2 separate regions of the Mus musculus genome follow, and region 1 is linked to region 2. A link is a loop called in an ENCODE intact Hi-C map of the cell type or tissue named here. Cell type or tissue: heart. All regions are shown on one strand. Each heading gives the region's core, and the rest is flanking DNA. Links, peaks and the distances in the headings are about the cores only. Region 1 holds the start of Gm29903 (a long non-coding RNA gene). Region 2 holds the start of Prkcb (protein kinase C, beta).

Region 1 (8,332 bases), core at 99-8,098, 49 kb before region 2:
GGCCACACCTATTCAAACACCACAGGGCTCTGCAGACATATAGTAAATGTGAACAAACTTGCACTTTGAAATTATGCAAAAATAAAAGAGGGATCCTTAGCTCCAGATAACTCCAGGGAGCTGCCAAGTTAGTGTTGCCTTTTCGATGAGAGAATAAAATGAGATAACCCAATCCTCTGCTGTGGCTGTGTCAGAGAAACTGGTTACAGTTGTGTGTCTGTCATAGTAACTGGCTACCACTGTGCGTCTGACACAGTTACTGGTTGCAGTTCTGTGTCTGTCACAGTAACTGGCTACAATTGTGTGTCTCTCGCAGTAACTGGTGATAGATGTGTGCCTCTGTCACAGCAACTAGCTATAGTTATGGACCTCTGCTTCAATAACTGCAGTTGTGTGTCTGTCACATTGATGATTATAGTTGTGACTCTGTGTCACAGTAAGCAGGTATAACTGTGTGTCTCTGTCACAGTAACTGGTTATAGTTGTGGGTCTCTGTTACAATAGCAATCTAGCGCTATGCCAATTCCAGAAGTAAGAATGATTTCCAGGCCTGGAGAGACCGCTCTGCAGTTCAGAGTCATTGTTGTGCTTCTGGAGGACACAGTTCTGTCTTGAGTGCCCAAGTCAGGGGACTCACCATCACCTCTAATTCCAACTCCAGGGGATCCAACCCCTCTTTTGATATGTGTAGGCCTTTGTACCCATGTATATGCACCCCCCCACACACTAACATTTTATTTTTTACTTTTTTGAGTTTTTGAGAGAGAGTTTCCCTGTGTCGCTTTGGCTGTCTTGGAACTCACGGTGTTGATCAAGTCAACCTCAAACTCACAGAGGTCCCCCTGGCTCTGCCTCCTGAGAGCTAGAATTAAAGTTGTGTGCCACCACTGCCCGATTCACTTTTTTTTTTCCATTTTAAAAACATTATTTCTTGTAACTTCCAAACTTTTCTCCTTTTACCCTTTTTTCACAAACAGAATATTGAAATTGGTCAGGAAAAAAACCCATACTTTTTTCCTCCCCTGAGCTGGCGATGGAGCACAGGGCCTCACGCATGTTAGGTAAGTACTCTTACCCTGGCCAACATCCCCAGACCTTCTGAGAGTTTATGCATTATATGCAAATTCACCATATGTCTTCCAAACCTGCTCTGAGCCCCTTTAGCTTAACTAAGAGTGTGCCACCAGCACTCTCCAGCAATGTAAAACTAGCATCTGTATCCTTAATGTGTCCATTTCTCTCAGGCACCTCAGGGTTGGTGTTCAAGGCCTCTCTACAATAGCTGTAGCTGATAACATTGAGGAGTTTGCCGTTCTCCAGATGCCAAGAAGTCTACTGGGCTCTGTCTCCTAGCTGAGAATAAAACTCACCCAGCAGGGGGGGGGCAACATTGTTGCAATCTTCAGATAGAGTCTGGTGGGGATTGGCCAGCCGGTTGTTTCTCAGCAGCTCTGAAAAATGGCTTCATACAAAGTTACAAGCCGTGTGAACTCTGAGCAGTGGGAATCGAAGCCAGGGGATCTGCCTTTCACTTCTAGGCTTCTTACACTATTGTGGCTACTGGAGATGTTTGTGTGGTGAGCATCTTCCACCCAGCTCTCAATATTCCTGCATCCTAGCATTCACCCTCCAGCCTTGTCTCTTGGGGTTTTTGTTTTGTTTTTATTTTTTATTTTTAAAAAATTATGTGTAAGTGTTCTGCTGCATATACATCAACATGCCAGAAGAGGGCATCAGATCCCTTTATAGACAGATGGTTGTGAGCCACCATGTAGTTGTTGAGAATTGAACTCAGGACCTCTGGAAGAACAGCCAGTGCTAACCTCTGAGCCATCTCAGCAGCCCGTCTCTTGGGTTCTTTCTGCTGACGACTGCATACTCAGAAAGGAGGGCATGTTGGTTCTATGCTAGAGTGTAAATCACAGTAAGGCACCTGCTGTGCCTCTGACCTTCCTTTCTTATCTTTTTGTGTTTGTGTGTACATGTGCATGTGTGATCAGAGCTTAGATCAGATGTCTTTCTTAATGACTGTTCACCTTATCTTTTGGATACGGAGCCTCTCCCTGAACCTGGGATTCACCAGTGTGACTAGACTACTGGCTGCCCAGTGGGCTCCAGGGGGTCTGCTTGGTGGCTGCAAGCCACACCTGACTTTTATGTGGTGCTGTGGATCCAAGCACATATCCTCATAGGTACAGAGCAAGCACTTTATTGACTGAGCTGTCTTCCCAGCCCCTTAACCTCTCACTTTGATGAGCTCTCTACAGTAACCCCTGCAAAAGAGTACATTAGTGAAACACAATCTCCTGCTGGCGTGGTTGGCATCACTTACTTTATTTCTGCTGTTGCACTTGGCTGTGAGCTGCCTGGGTCCCAGCTTGGAAGCTACATATCATCCATCATTTGGAAACTCGACGCTGCAGCTCCATCTTTCCGTGCTGCTAAGAATGTCTTGTGTGTGGCTATCTTGGGGTTCTCTACCCTTTGTACAAACTTTAGGAGGCATTTTCAGTGGTTGTTTAGTGAGCAGCCTCTAGGACCATACTATTGGGATTCAAGATTCAACTCAAGTAATTGTTATTGGCCATGGGACTCTGGGAATTACATCTAGTGTCTCCATGCCTCAGTTTAAAGTCCATGCAGTGGGGATAATTATACTATCTACCTTATGAAGCTGTCATAATTATGAATTTACGTAGGTTCTTTTCAGGCACACAGACCATTTTGGAGCGTATGTGCATCTAGAATGAAGAGAGCAAGTTTTGTCTGTCAAGAATATACAGTAAATGCTCTTGGCTTTGAGGACTGTGATATTTCTGTTACCACTGTTCAGTTTTACCTTTGTCGTGTGAAAGCCGCCTCGAATCAAAAGGAAATGAATATAAAAAGGGAAGTTCCAAGAAAACTTTATTTAGCCAAAGCCTGGTGGTGCAAACCTGTAGTCCCAGCTGAATGGGAGGTCGAGGCAGGTAGATCACAAGGCCTGCCTGGGCTATAGAGTGAAACCTGTCTCAGTATACAAGGTTTTTGTTTGTTTGTTTGTTTTTAAAGGATATAGTTCAGTGGTGAGTGTTAACCTCACACATACAAAGCCCTGGGTTCAATCCCTAATAACCCCCCTCCACCCCACAAAAACACAACAATAAAACAAGACCTCTATTCATTCTGTGACAGGCAATGTTGGCACACTGCCTGTAGGTTGCTGACACCTGAAAGAAAACATCCTTTCCTCTTGAGCCTATTTTATCAGCCCCACTCAGAGGTTTGCAGGCACCCTCTAGTGGAAGCATCTAACATAGCAACCATGGTTTAGCTCCACAAATACAAGCCAGTACAGTAGCAGGCTTGTGTATGGCAGCATCAATCAACTAACCAGGTTGTGCCATCTTTACCGACAGGCAGTTACCAACTGTATAAAGCTGGAATATGTATTTCCCATGTCACTCTATTTAAATGTGTATAGTATCTCTGATGGCTATTCTCGGTTGTCTGGAATAAAACACGATTCAGAAATGGAGGGCTCACTGGGCTCCAGATCTTGAGGCAGGAAGATAACATGTCTTTGATCTGGATCTTGAGACTGGAAGACACAGCTTTTGATCTAGATCCTAAGGTGGGATGACACAATCTTTGGATCTGGGTGGACACTGTGGTGGTTTGAATATGCTTGGACCACAGGAAGTGGCACTATTAGGAGGTGTGGCCTTGTTGAAATAGGTGTGGTCTTGTTGGAGGAAGTGTGTCACTGTGGGGGTGTGCTTTGAGGTCTCCTAGGGCTCAAGCTCTGCCCAGTGCAGAAGAGACCTTCCTCCTGACTGCCTGTGGATGACAGTCTCCTGCTGCTACCTTTGGAACAAGATGTGGAACTCTCTTCTTCTCCAGCACCATGTCTGCCTGCATGCTGCCATGCTTCCCACCATGATGATAATGAACTAAAACTCTGAAACTGTAATTTCCAATTACATGTTTGTTTTTATAAGAGTTGCCATGGTCATGGTGTCTTTTCACAGCAATAAAATCCAATCTAGGGTAGACACACCCCTTTAATTCAGATCTTGAGGCACATCTTTAATCTGGGCCGTACCTTCTGCTGGAGGCCCACATAAGAACAACGGAAGAAGGGAGGGGTTCACACTCATTTTGCAGCACATCTATGGAAGCCTACTTCTTCAGAATTCCAGCTTATACAACAGATCAGCTGAGTCTGAGCAACTACTAGATTCTTAGACTTCCTGTTCACAGCTGGCCATTGTTGGGTTAGTTGGACTGCAGCAAGTCTTTCCAATAAATTACACACACACACACACACACACACACACACACACACACACACACATTCCATAAGTTCTGTGACTCTAGAGAACCCTGACAAACACAATATCGACAAGGTATGTGGAACACAAATTAGTAAAGCCGTCTGTTTAAGGCCCACTCACCTCTGGGTATCAGCCATAGAGTGCCAGGCCAGTGGAGTGCATCTTCAACAAAGTGCCTTCTCCTTATTTTTCCTGGGCGCACCGAGTGATATCTCATTGGGAAGGCATAGTGTTCCTGTAATACACAAACACGTCACAGAAGCCCCCTGCTTCCTCTGAAGCCTGGAAGAAAAAGCCTCACCCCACCAGGTAGGCCCAGGTCCATCTGTGGACCTTTGGCACGGACAATCCACACCAGTGCTCCTCTTGAGCTTCAAACCTGAAAACTTTTCACACATATCTGATCCGCTGAAACCTTCCGTCTAACCCAATGTTATACCTGCTCCAAATGTCCCGTCTCTCAGGCAGAGATTTGATCTTTGAATTTGTCGTCTGATGATCTAGCCCAGCATGGTGGCCTTGCTGCGCGTCTTGTCTCCCTGCTGCCATCTGCCCATCCAGAGCCGCCCACTTCACTGACTGGAGTGTGGAAAGCAGGCTTTCCTCCCCCCCACCCCCCACCCCTTGGAAGATTTGGTTTGTGTTTCTGTCTTCTCAGAGTCCTAACTTCCCCCACAGGAATGTCTTAATCTAGAATTTTCTATTGCTCGTTCAGCCCTTTAACATCCCACAGCCCCGGGGGATTCAGCAGAGGATCCTGGAGGACCGTGTGAGTGAGCAAGGAAGGGAGGGGACAGAGCGCAGTCACTCCCTGGAGCAGCCCCTGTCTCCGGGGAGACACTTGGTGGTCACTGGTGCATCCTCGGCTTCTGAGCATCCCTTAGAATAAAGCCCTGAATCTGGAGAACTAATGAGCAGTTGCAAAGCTCCCTCCATTAATGGTGCAGTGTTGTGTTCCCAGTAACGAAGGCTGATTGGCACCACATTCAAATGCAAAGCTCAGTCTTTGTTTCTTACACCTAACCCTTTTTTATTTTTATATTTTCTAAATTCCTTTGAAAACAATGCTCTGGGGGTGCTGAGAGTCTCGGCTCAGTTGCATCTCTAGAATGGGGGTTGAGGTTTTGGTTCTTCAATTTCCTCCCCAAGTCTTCATTTTCTCAGTCATCAAGCAAACTACATTCATTTTGAGTTTCCGTTAAACTTAAGAGAGATGGTGGGTTCAGACGTGAATAGAATAGAAGCGAGTTCTGATCGTGTGTGGCTGATGAAGCAAGGCTCCTCCACAACAGCCCGGCTGGGAGCTGGGAGTTGGGAGTTGGGAGTTGGGAGCTGGGTCTCCTGCCCCTCCCCACTCAACTAGTCTCCTGGTCTCACAGTCTCCTGCTCTCCTTATCGATTAATTTAGATAAGAAATACCTAGGAGGGGCTGGAGAGCTGGCTCAGTCTATAAGCGGCTTGACATTCAAGCAGGAATACCAAAGTTCAATTTCTATCACCCATTTTTTTTTCTTTTTCCTATATACCCCTCCTTCTTGCTTTCTTTCAAATCCATAACTTTTTAAAAACATTTTCCAATTTTTTATTAGGTATTTTCTTCATTTACATTTCAAATGCTATCCCAAAAGTCCCCTACCCCCCCTCCCCTACCCACCCACTCCCACTTCTTGGCCCTGGCGTTCCCCTGTACTGGGGCATATAAAGTTTGCAAGACCAAGGGGCCTCTCTTCCCAATGATGGCCAACCAGGCCATCTTCTGCTACATATGCAGCTAGAGACACGAGCTCTCGTATTATTGTTCCACCTATAGGGTTGCAGGCCCCTTCAGCTCCTTGGGTACTTTCACTAGCTCCTCCATTGGGGGCCCTGTGTTCCATCCAATAGCTGACTGTGAGCATCCACTTCTGTGTTTGCCAGGCACTGGCACAGCCTCACAAGAGACAGCTATATCAGGGTCCTTTCAGCAAAATCTTGCTGGCATAAGCAATAGTGTCTGCGTTTGGTGGCTGATTATAGGATGGATCCCTGGGTGGGGCAGTCTCTGGATGGTCACCTCTGGCAGCGCAGGCTGTAATCCCAGCACTGGGTGGCAGGGACAAGGGACACACTAGCCAGCAGGCCTGGCCTAGGCACTACTACCCTGGCTGCTTGTTCTGCTCTCACCTATCTCCCATCCATACAGTTTTACAGACAGCACTGGTGATAAAAAATAAAATGAAATAAATGAATAGCAGTCAAACAACCCAAGCATTCTCAGAGTTTTGTTTCTTGTTTGTTTGCTTTTCTTTTTCTAAATGTGTTGCATTTATTTATCTAGTGTGGTCACGACGTGTGGAGATCAGAGGACAATCCGCTCAAGTCAGTTCGCTCCTCCCAACATGTGGATTTCCAGATCAAACCAAGCTGGTCAGGCTCGGCAGCCAGTGCCCTTCCCTGCTGAACCACTCACGAGCCCCAGTTGCTGTGTGTGTGTGTGTGTGTGTGTGTGTGTGTGTGTGTGTGTGTGTGTGTGTAGAGCTTGGTTATCTGTATAGCTCCCCTTCTCTCCAAGGCTTAGGAGCAATCACAGAAGAGGAGGTAGAAAGACTGTAAGAGCCAGAGGCGAAGGAAGCTTGGGGTGAGACAATATTTTCTAGATGTGACAGGACAGCTGCACCCAGGAACTCACAGTGACTGTGACTGCCTGCGAAAGGTTGGTACAAGATCAAACCAGTTCTTCCAAGTGGCGGCCAAGCATTCAAACGGGAACCATTCTCGTAGGTCCCTCCCCTCCCCTCCCCTCCCCTCCCCTCCCCTCCCCTCCCCTCCCCTCCCCTCCCCTCCCCTCCCCTCTTCTGCCCACTCTCCTCTTGTCACTAGCTCTACTTGCTCCACCACACACCCCACTCACTCTGATACAATGTTCAAGCTCTTCTGTCTCTAACTAACACAGTGAAACCACCACAGGCAGAAAACACTGAGAGACCAGCCCCAAGTGAGAATCTTTCCTCCACTAAGGTCTGCTTTGTTTTGTTTCAAGTACCGAGTATTGAACTTGGTCAAGCATGCACCACTGAGCTATGTATCGCCGTCATCTCCATCCTTCTTTTTACATTTTACTTTGAGATAGAAGTTCATTATGTAGCTCAGACTATCCTTGAATTTGCCACCCTCCTGTCCCAGCCTTCTAGGTGGCTGGAATTACAGAGCTGCACCACCAGGTTGGTTAAGATGTTTTGTTTTGTTTTGTTTTTTGTTTTTAATGAGGTAGTTTGCTCCAGCAATGAAAAGCAGGCCAATAGAATGTGCTATGTACCCGCAAACCCCCAAACACTCTCAAGACCTTGTCTATAGTGCCTTCCTTTGGCTCTTCCTAGCACAAAGGCTCACACTGATCCCAGGAGTCAGTTGGATAGCAGAAGCTGTGCCAACTTCCTCACACCTTACACAGGCCTTCTAGAACCTTCTTCTGCTGCCACCTATGCAGCAAAAATCACCTATTGCTACAAAGGGAGGCAAGTGAATATTATTGTTGGTGAATGATGGTTGGAAGGTGTTTATTTAGCCAGACGTAGTGCCAAGCACAGGACTGGCAATAATGCCCACGCTCTGCTTGAGTAGTGATCCCACTTGGAGCAAGGCTAGAATTTGCTTTGTCCTAAGCTGGACTTACAGGCACCTTTTATTTCCTCTCAGCCTTAACTCAGGACACATTTCAGTGACAGACGTGGGTTTGCAAATCCAAGAAAGGAACAGCAGGCTGTGATTGTTAACCTCTGTTGCCAACCTGACTGCATTTAGAATCACCTAGGAGACACATCTCTCGCTGCGCTCATGAGGGTGTTTCCGGAGAAGCTAACTGAGAAGGGAACACCTGCCCTAAATGTGGGCAGCCCCTGCTCAGAGACTGAATAAAAAGGCTAACGGCACGCATCTCTTTCTGCTTCCTGTGCCCTGCCTTTTTACCAACAAGCCTTCCCCCACACAACCATCACAACCCTCAAACCAGGACCACAAATTAACCCTTCCTTCAATTG
Region 2 (8,332 bases), core at 189-8,188:
ACCTAGGTATTTCCAATCACATAGACTTTTGTTTTAACAGACTGCACAAGTATGACCAGAAGGGACAAAAGTGAATGAAATGTAGGGAAACGCTCATTTATTAAATTTGTCTCCTGTCATCATTAGCCCAGCCATTTTGGGGTTGGGGAAACTGTCTTTTTGTGGAGAGAGTTCTAAGTGTTCGAGCAAGTGGAGACAAGTCTTTGTGGTGGATATATACATATATACATATGCATATATGTATAGTCCTCCCCTACCTCTGCAGACCTTGGTGTGTGTGTGTGTGTGTGTGTGTGGCCACAGGCCTTTCCGGATGAGTGACAATGAAAGCCCATCCCTCCAGGAGACGCATGCCGAATGACCAATGGGATGATGGATGGAGGGTGCTGGGTACCAGTCTCTGCAGAGGCCAAGGTGAAACTGGCTGCTTCCAGCCTGTTCAACCCTCATCTCCTTGAGCCCCTTGGGTCCTTAGGCGTTTGGTCATTGCTGGATCAACCGAGGTGCTCATCTTAACGCACCCCAGGGCCTAGGACAGGGTGCCAGGGGCGCGGCTCAGATCTGTCCAGCGCAGACTGCGGTCCTCGCGCCGCAGCGCTGCGGCTAAGAACACTTGGCTGGGAGGCCTGCGGGTTGCGGTGTACGTGTATGTGTGTGTGTGTGTCTGTGTGTGTCTCTGCTGGTGGTACTGGTGGTGCCGATATGTAAAGCAGCTGGCGGCTCTGGGCGGGGCCTGGGTTTCATGCAAATGAGGGAGGCGGGGTTACACTGGGGCTCCGCCTCCCTCCCCCGCAGCTGGGGCCAGCGGTGCCAAGCACAGCTGGACCAGCGGCAGCAGCTGGGCGAGTGACAGCCCAGCTACGCGCGCGCGGCCGCCGCCAGAGCCGGCGCGAAGGGGCAGCGCGGCCCTGCGGTCCCCGGGCGGCAGCAGCGGCCGCCTAGTCCCGCGCCTTTCCGGGCTTGCAGCCCCGCGGTCCCGCCGCCCCGGGGCCGCCACCTCTCGGGGCTCCCCCCAGTCCCCGCGCGCGCAAGATGGCTGACCCGGCTGCGGGGCCGCCGCCGAGCGAGGGCGAGGAGAGCACAGTGCGCTTCGCCCGCAAAGGCGCCCTCCGGCAGAAGAACGTGCACGAGGTGAAGAACCACAAATTCACCGCCCGCTTCTTCAAGCAGCCCACCTTCTGCAGCCACTGCACCGACTTCATCTGGTGAGAGTGCGCCGCGCGGGCCACCTGCCTGGGGCCCTAGAGGGCAGCGACACGCATGGGGACCCCTGTTGTTGCCCCCGGGGGGAGGAGCCGTGTGATCACCCCCATCCCGCTGGACCCTTATGCCCTGCGCTCCCGGATGGCCAGTCCCTCAGGTGCTGGGTTCTCTGCTCCCAGACGGCTGGCCGCCAGGCGCCTTCTGCCCTCTTGCACTCTGTCGCCCGAGCGCCTAGGGACAGCGCTGCAGGCGCCTTTTCGACACCTGGCTCAGGGCTCAGTGTGGCTGTCCCTCCTCGGCAGGGCAGCTCCGCGGGTGTCTTTCTCGCCTGAGGTTCCCGATCTTTCTGCCTCCTTCCGGGCTCGAGGAGCTCTCACCCTCACCCCTCCTTTCCGGGGCAGCTCTCTGGGGTGTCCTCTACTTCCCCGGGGCGTGGAGCATCCTTCCCTCTGCGTCCCTAGAGCAGTGCCCTGGGTTATCTCTTACTTCGCCTCCAGAGTCTTGAGCACCCCTTTCATTCCTTGGTTCTCACCCTCAAGTCGCTGCAGGGCCCCTTTCTTCCCTCTGCCCCTCCAAGCATGGGGGGACCTTCCCCCCGCCCCCTAGCCCCTCAGGTGTTACCACCGTGGTGAAGTCCCTATCATCCTCCCCCTAGACAGGTCCTTTTCTCTTTCCTTGAGGGTACTCCCGGCATCTCCTTGGGCAAATATCCAGCCCGCCTTCCGCCCCCACCCGGGCGGAAATGCACCCTCGCATCCTGCCACCTGGTGGTCGTGGTCGCCTCTGTACTGCAGGGGAGATGTGAGGTGGGGGTTACTGCCAAGCTCCGGTAGTGTACCTCCCAATCCCATCCAAGGTGGAAGACACCTTGGAGACCAGGCTGTAGCTAGGAGGTTGCCCCTGGGGTAGAGGGACAGTGGGAAGGGAGAGGGCGACTGTGTGAAACTAGCTGGTAACTGGACCCCTCAGACTGATACTCCCTCTTGTGCTTTTACAGGGGCTTCGGGAAGCAGGGATTCCAGTGTCAAGGTAGGCTTTGTGGCGCTGTGGATGCCGATGGTGGGAAGAGAGAGTAATACAGACTTCAAAGACGTGGCCGAGTTAGGCAGAGTGAAGTAATCCTGCCTGTCAGAGTGACCTCCCAGGCTAGGAATCCTTCACCACCAAAGGGTCCTTTTAAGGGGTGTGTATTTGGGCCAGAGATGCACCATCCAGGAAAGGCCAGTGGAGCTCCTGGAAGGCCCTAAAAGTCAAAAAGTGCATCCATCCCGCTGCTATCTGAGCATTCTCTCAGGACTGCCAGCCCTGCTTAAGAAATGAAATGTCTTCAAGGACTCTTGTGTGTGGAGGGAACCTCTTTCTTCCTAATTCCAGCCCTTTCTTGCTCATTGCTCTCCCTTACCTCCCAGTAGGAGGGTCTGCCTCTTTCCCCTGCTTTGCAGGTGGCTGCCATCTGCAGATGGCGCATCCCCCTAGAAAAGCAACTGTGGTTTCCCCTGGGCCTCCTCTCTCTTTGAAAGCGGTGGTTCCAGATGGGGTGCCTCTGGGATCCTGCCTGAGGTTGCCCTTTTTAACATCTGAGGAGGCACAAGAAGGACTCCAAGAGACTCCTTACCTGGGTTCTTGATTCTAGCTCAAGAGCCATGATTTTAACCAGGGGTACCTAATCAAATATCAGAGACTTGGTGGCCTCTCTTATCTCTAGGGTTTGTGCCTACAAGATGGACTGTGGACTGAGGAATGTAGCTCAGGAGAGTGCCTGCTTTGTTCCAGAGAGGCTCTGATGCAAAATGGGAGAGGGGGAAAGATAGGTTTTAAATTGAATCTCTAAAGATGTGGCCTTGTTTAACCCTTAGAATGCCATAAATAGTTTGTGAATTTCTCTCTCCCCTCTGTCTCTGTCTCTGTCTCTGTCTCTGTCTCTGTCTGTCTGTCTGTCTGTCTGTCTGTCTGTCTGTCTGTCTGTCTCTGTCTGTCTGTCTCTCTGTCTTTCTCTCTCTGTCTCTCTCTCTGTCTCTCTCTCTGTCTCTCTCTCTCTCTCTCTCTCTCTCTCTCTCTCTCTCACACACACACACACACACACACAGCATTCAACTTGTTGAATACTGACTCTACTTTCATGCTGAATCGATCATTTGGAACTGAGGTCATCCCTTTACCAATGAGCAGACATTCGAGGCTATGTCTCTGTTCAACACTGGCCTTCTACAATTCTGACCCCCTTTGCCTCTTGAATTTACAGGGTTGTTTTGCCCCTCTCTCTCCCTTTAAGCCAGGTGTGGTTGGGTTTGGTCAGAAGTGGTTCTGCATCTTCTCCTCCCAACACCTCCTCCCCCTCCTACCTTTTCCCTCCCCTTCCTATCCCCCCCTTCCCCGTTCTCACTCAGATTCACTTTGTGCCCAGACTGACCTTGTCCTGGAAGCTTTTCTGTCTTTCTTTGTTAGTCTCCCAGGTGTTGGGAATACAGGTATTCTCAGGGTCGAATTGCCATCCTCCACCCTGTGAACTGGCCTTAAATCTGGAGAGGAAAGCGTGTGGGTGTGGAATAGCCTGAAGTGAGACAGTAGTGCCCATGGATAACTTTGCTTTGCACCATTGCGCTGCATGCAAAATCAAAAGACCCCAGTGCTCAGAGGTGGCTTTGGGACATGCATGGGCCTGGCTGCCCTAAGCTGAAGGCTTTTACTGAGTTCTGGAGTGGGACAGGAAGTTTCCAGCCTCCTCTGCTGAGATCCAGAGCCTCAGTTTTATACAGTACATGGAAGGACTGCCAAGTCCCTGCCGGTGGCAACGAGTCAGGCCAGTGGCACCGTCTGGATGGTTTTCTAGAACTTGTCTCTCTTAAACACAGCACCGAGAGTGGCTCGGTGTGGGGAATGTGGAATCTGTGAGGTTGCCTTTCACTCGCATGAATTGGTTTCTGTTTTTGTCTCTTGTCGAGGTCAGGGGTGATTTTTTAAACCCTGCTTCTGTGGCTCTCCTGTGCCACCTGCTCTCTGTTATTGATGGCTGGGAAAGTCAGCTTTGGAATGTGCGGGGGACTGCACATATGGAGCAGGAGATCCTTTTATTCAAAGCCTAGGATTTTTTTTTTTTTTTGGCACAATGAGAAAAAAATCAGAATGAAAGTTTTCAAGAAGTATGATTAACTTTAGGAATAAGACTTTTTCAGAAGCTGGCAGTGCGTTTGCCTCGTGTGCTCGACTCCCTGGGTTCCTGGGAACAAAAGGAAAGGGGAGGGGTGAAAGGTATTTTCAAAATCATTTCTCTTTTCATTTTTTCACCCCTTAGCTCTCTGAACATCTGGCCCTCTGTTACTGCGTTGATGGGCTACTCCATCTGACTTGGAGTGGGTAGGAGGAAGGAGGGGGTGGGGTAGATTCATGGGCCCTGAGCTGAGCTGCTTAGAGTGGGACACAGCCTAGAAGGCAGGGAGGGAGTTTATCACTGGTACCCAGTGTTGCTTGGAACTAATTCTGGAACCACAGACGAGCTCCTTTTATAGGATTATTTTCAGTACCTGGTGCCTGATATCTTACCTTAAAGTGAATTTACTTAAAGTAGGACCAACATTATAATAGAAAACAAACAGAGTTTATTCTTTTACCTAAGTCAACAGTTCAGAGATCTGGTCCTTCAGTTTTCTATGATGCTGTCCCAGGGAGCAATAGTTATCTCACAGCTCAAGAAGATACTGGATTCTCCAGGCACCAGGCCTCCTTTTAGCCAGCTGGGACAGGAAAGGGACAAAAGAAGTCAAAAGACACATCATTTTCAGTGGCTCTTAGGGATGTTGCCTAGAGAGAATTGGCTATATACTCGGTATATATTGGCTAGAGTAGAACCCAATGAATGTCCACGTCTCGTTCCGAGCAAACCTAGAGGACAGTAGTGTTCAGCTCAGGTAGCACGTTCCCAGCCAACAGCGGAGGGAGGGAAGGATGTTTCCATCTCAAAGGTGGAGGAAGCAGAGATTGGCTAACCCCTCAGGATGGTGTGGGAGGATCCCAAGATTAAGATGCCCTTGTCACTGCCCCAATGCTCCAGTAGCTGTCATGGAAATCGGGGTGCAGGACAGAGCATCCAGGAACCACAGGGAACCACAGATTTTTATAGACTTGGGAAGCTTTCTTAAGAACAGACTTCTGGCTTTTGTACAGCTAAAGGACAAAACTCTCGGTTAACTGCCACTGATTTACCCACCCTCCTCCTTCTCTCTTTGATAATGCCTCAGCTGACAGAGGATCCCTCTTGTGAAATTGCACACAATTTTGGATTAGAAATGGGACCCATTATGCCACAGGACAAACCTTTCTTTCTCCAAGGCACTCTTTTAACAACCCTAGAACCTGCACGCTGTGCTTAAATTCTAATCAACTCACTAATCACTGGGAGGATTTCAACTTTTATCCAAAGAAAGACTTTGCAGTTTGGCAGAGAGGAAACTTTTCTCTTTTTTTGTTAAAGGAAGTCATTTCAGTAGAAATAGAGAAGCATTAAGATGTTCAGATCTAGGTGTTTAAAGCACGTGGTTGGAACCAGACAGACGTGGACTCTGATCCCTCATCTTCTATCTGCTCACGGTGTGACCTTGGGGAGTCCATCCCCACACTGTAACCTTGCTCGCCATCTTGGTGAAAGAGGACACAGTGTCTCCTTTGTAGAGCTCTGGGGTAAAGTAAGTAGCTAAGGAGAAATATCCACCGTGAGAGTAAACAACTCAAAGTAAGATGATCGTCAGGACTTGATTAATGGTGGGAAAGTGTGCCGAAGCAGGGCAGAGCTGACTGGAACTCGGGAAATGACTGTGCCTGTTTCATGTGCTCAGATGGGTGTGTTTCTATGAGACTTAGGGTAATCCAGCCAGTAGATACTTCAGTGTCTGGGCCCAGAGCACACGGTTTCCCTCATGAGAAAGATCTGAACTTGCCTTGGACTCTCAAAAAGCCCGGGGCCACTGTTTTTCTGACTATAAAGAACTAGACTTAAGGATTCTAACAAGAAAGCCCTTTTACCTTCCCTTGGTGAATTCGAAAACATGTCTTTAACTTCTTGTTTGAATTATTTAAAAAAGAGAGAAAACAAACTAAGTGTCACATGAACCTACAGCTGTCGTCTTCCCTCAATAGATACGCTATAGAAGACAAGTTTTAATGTAGTTTATTGTTAACATATACAGATTAGAATATGCAATTAAAACAATAATCAACCATTATATGAATTGGGGCTAGGGGTGGCTCAGTGGAAGTACATGCAAGGTCTTGGGTGCTATCCTCCACCTTGAAAAACAAAAGGACATGGGAAATATTAACTCAAAGGTCATTTCATTTTGCCACACCTGTCTCTGGGTACTTATATTGTTACACTGAGTAGTATGGGTTGAACTTTCTCAGTCAACTGAGAATCAGCAAGGCACACTGCAAAGTGGTAACCATGGCCTGGGTGGCTTTTCCCCTTCCCCTGAAGCTTCGTTACTGAACAGTGGAAGACCTTCCCAAGTAAATACAGAAAATATGACCTTTGGAAATATGGTTGGTGTGATAAACAAGTTCTTGACACTAATACAAAAATATATTATTTCCAATACTAGTGATTCTCCAGGCCCCACCTGGTCCAGATAAGCATGTAGATAGTGCATCAGCATCAGCGTGCAAAGCCACGAGAGTGTGACTGGTCAGAGACAGCTGAGCATTTGATGTGAATTTATATAGGGCTGGAGAGGTGGCTTAGCGACTCAGAGAGTACACTGCTCCTGCAGAGGACCCAGAGTCAGCTCCCATCACCCACAGCAGGTGACCCACAGCAGGTGACTCACTGGTAACTGCATCTCCAAGGGGACACTATGCTTCCAGTCTCTGTAGGTGCCTGCATTCACATGTATGTGCCCTGCCCCATACACATAATTCAAGATAATAAAAAATAATCTTAAAGAGAAAATGACTGACATCCATGTTGATATTGGAGTCTTCCCTTCCTCGGCCTCTCCCTGTTTCTCTTCCTCTCTGTCTCTATTTCCATCCCCACCGCACATGTGCACACACATACAAAAATAGATCTGTATGTCATAAGCTTGAGATTATGCATGGTGCTACTTTTCAGCCATGCAGAGTTCCGTCATCAAGTACCACTTCAAACTCATGTCTGCTCTTCTGATTCTGCAGACCAGTCTGTTCTTGGTAGGCAGCAGGACGAGCTAGAAAGTTCACCTCCTAGGTTGATGCTTTCCAATGCCAGGGCCCTTGCCAGTTTCCAGATTTTTTTTTTTTTTTGTAGTATGAAATTATTGACTTCATTCATTCAGTCTCTCTAGTTGAAGCTGTGTGATATTCCATAGATGGAATGTTAGACCTTTTTTATGGAGACTACAGCATCCCCAGTGTTTATGTATGACATTTGGAAGTGTGATGTCTGCTTGAAAAGCCTGTAGGAAATTTGTCTTTTAACCATACACACCCGTTTACCTACATTCTCACATATCCATTCATGCATGCGTGCATGCATACAGCATCCATCCTATCCTTCTATCCATCCAACCAAGCGTCCTTTAAAAACGTATCCAGTCACTAACTTCTATGTGTGTGGAATAAGTTTAGATGACAGCACCCAACATTGAATGCTACTCTGAACGTCCCTCATGTGGTAGTATAGGAAGGAGAGATATGACTTACAACAAATGATTTTTTTTAACCAATATCTAATTTTACCTTGATGGAAATCTACCAGATGCTATGAGAATGGTTCATGAGAGGCTAACCTATGAAATGTTTCAAGGTAGAGTTGGGGTCATTCTAGCTAAGAATTAAGCAGCCCAAATTCTCACTCTCCATTCTGAGTTGTCAAGGATCCAGAGCTAACAACCTGCATTGTGATGTATGTAAAGATATGCATTATCTCAGAGACATTCTTGGGGGAGCCCCCAGCTTTCTCTTTGTATGGTTACCTATCAGGAGAGACTCCTTAGACAAGGGACCTCAAGATGAAGTCTTAGCGTGACAGCCAGAGTGCTCCAGATCCCCACAGTAACTCAGATAATGAGCTGACTTCCCTTTTTGTCTAGGGGTTACAGTTTGAGGTGGCTGTTCTAAAGCAGAGAAATCAGACAATCTCAGGGGTGGTAGATCAAGTCAG

The links. Peaks named below come from ENCODE experiments on the same cell type or tissue, not always from the same donor. Only the 100,000 strongest peaks of a DNase experiment are listed, where the experiment ranks them.
Region 1: a loop joins it to region 2, with 6 times the contacts of the local background. A loop is called at or near these places in 8 of 42 quality-filtered maps.

What each region holds. Positions count from the first base shown.
Region 1 is chr7:122,239,191-122,247,522 of GRCm38, forward strand. It overlaps Gm29903 (a long non-coding RNA gene), which reads right to left and starts at 5,063. Exons shown (of 4, transcript XR_869922.2): 1 at 4,756-5,063; 2 at 4,437-4,551. In heart, for the core only: CTCF peaks have their summits at 1,718 (motif pointing right) and 3,282 (motif pointing left); no DNase peak of the experiment used is centred there.
Region 2 is chr7:122,288,313-122,296,644 of GRCm38, forward strand. Prkcb (protein kinase C, beta) reads left to right here and starts at 813. Exons shown (of 17, transcript NM_008855.2): 1 at 813-1,205; 2 at 2,201-2,232. The coding sequence starts at 1,033. Gm51497 (a long non-coding RNA gene) reads right to left here and starts at 8,037. Exons shown (of 3, transcript XR_003946872.1): 1 at 7,909-8,037; 2 at 4,812-4,934; 3 at 2,324-4,420. In heart, for the core only: a CTCF peak has its summit at 1,961 (motif pointing left); DNase peaks (open chromatin) are centred at 759, 999, 1,259 and 1,489; H3K4me3 peaks cover 1,981 bases; H3K27ac peaks cover 915 bases; H3K27me3 peaks cover 3,964 bases.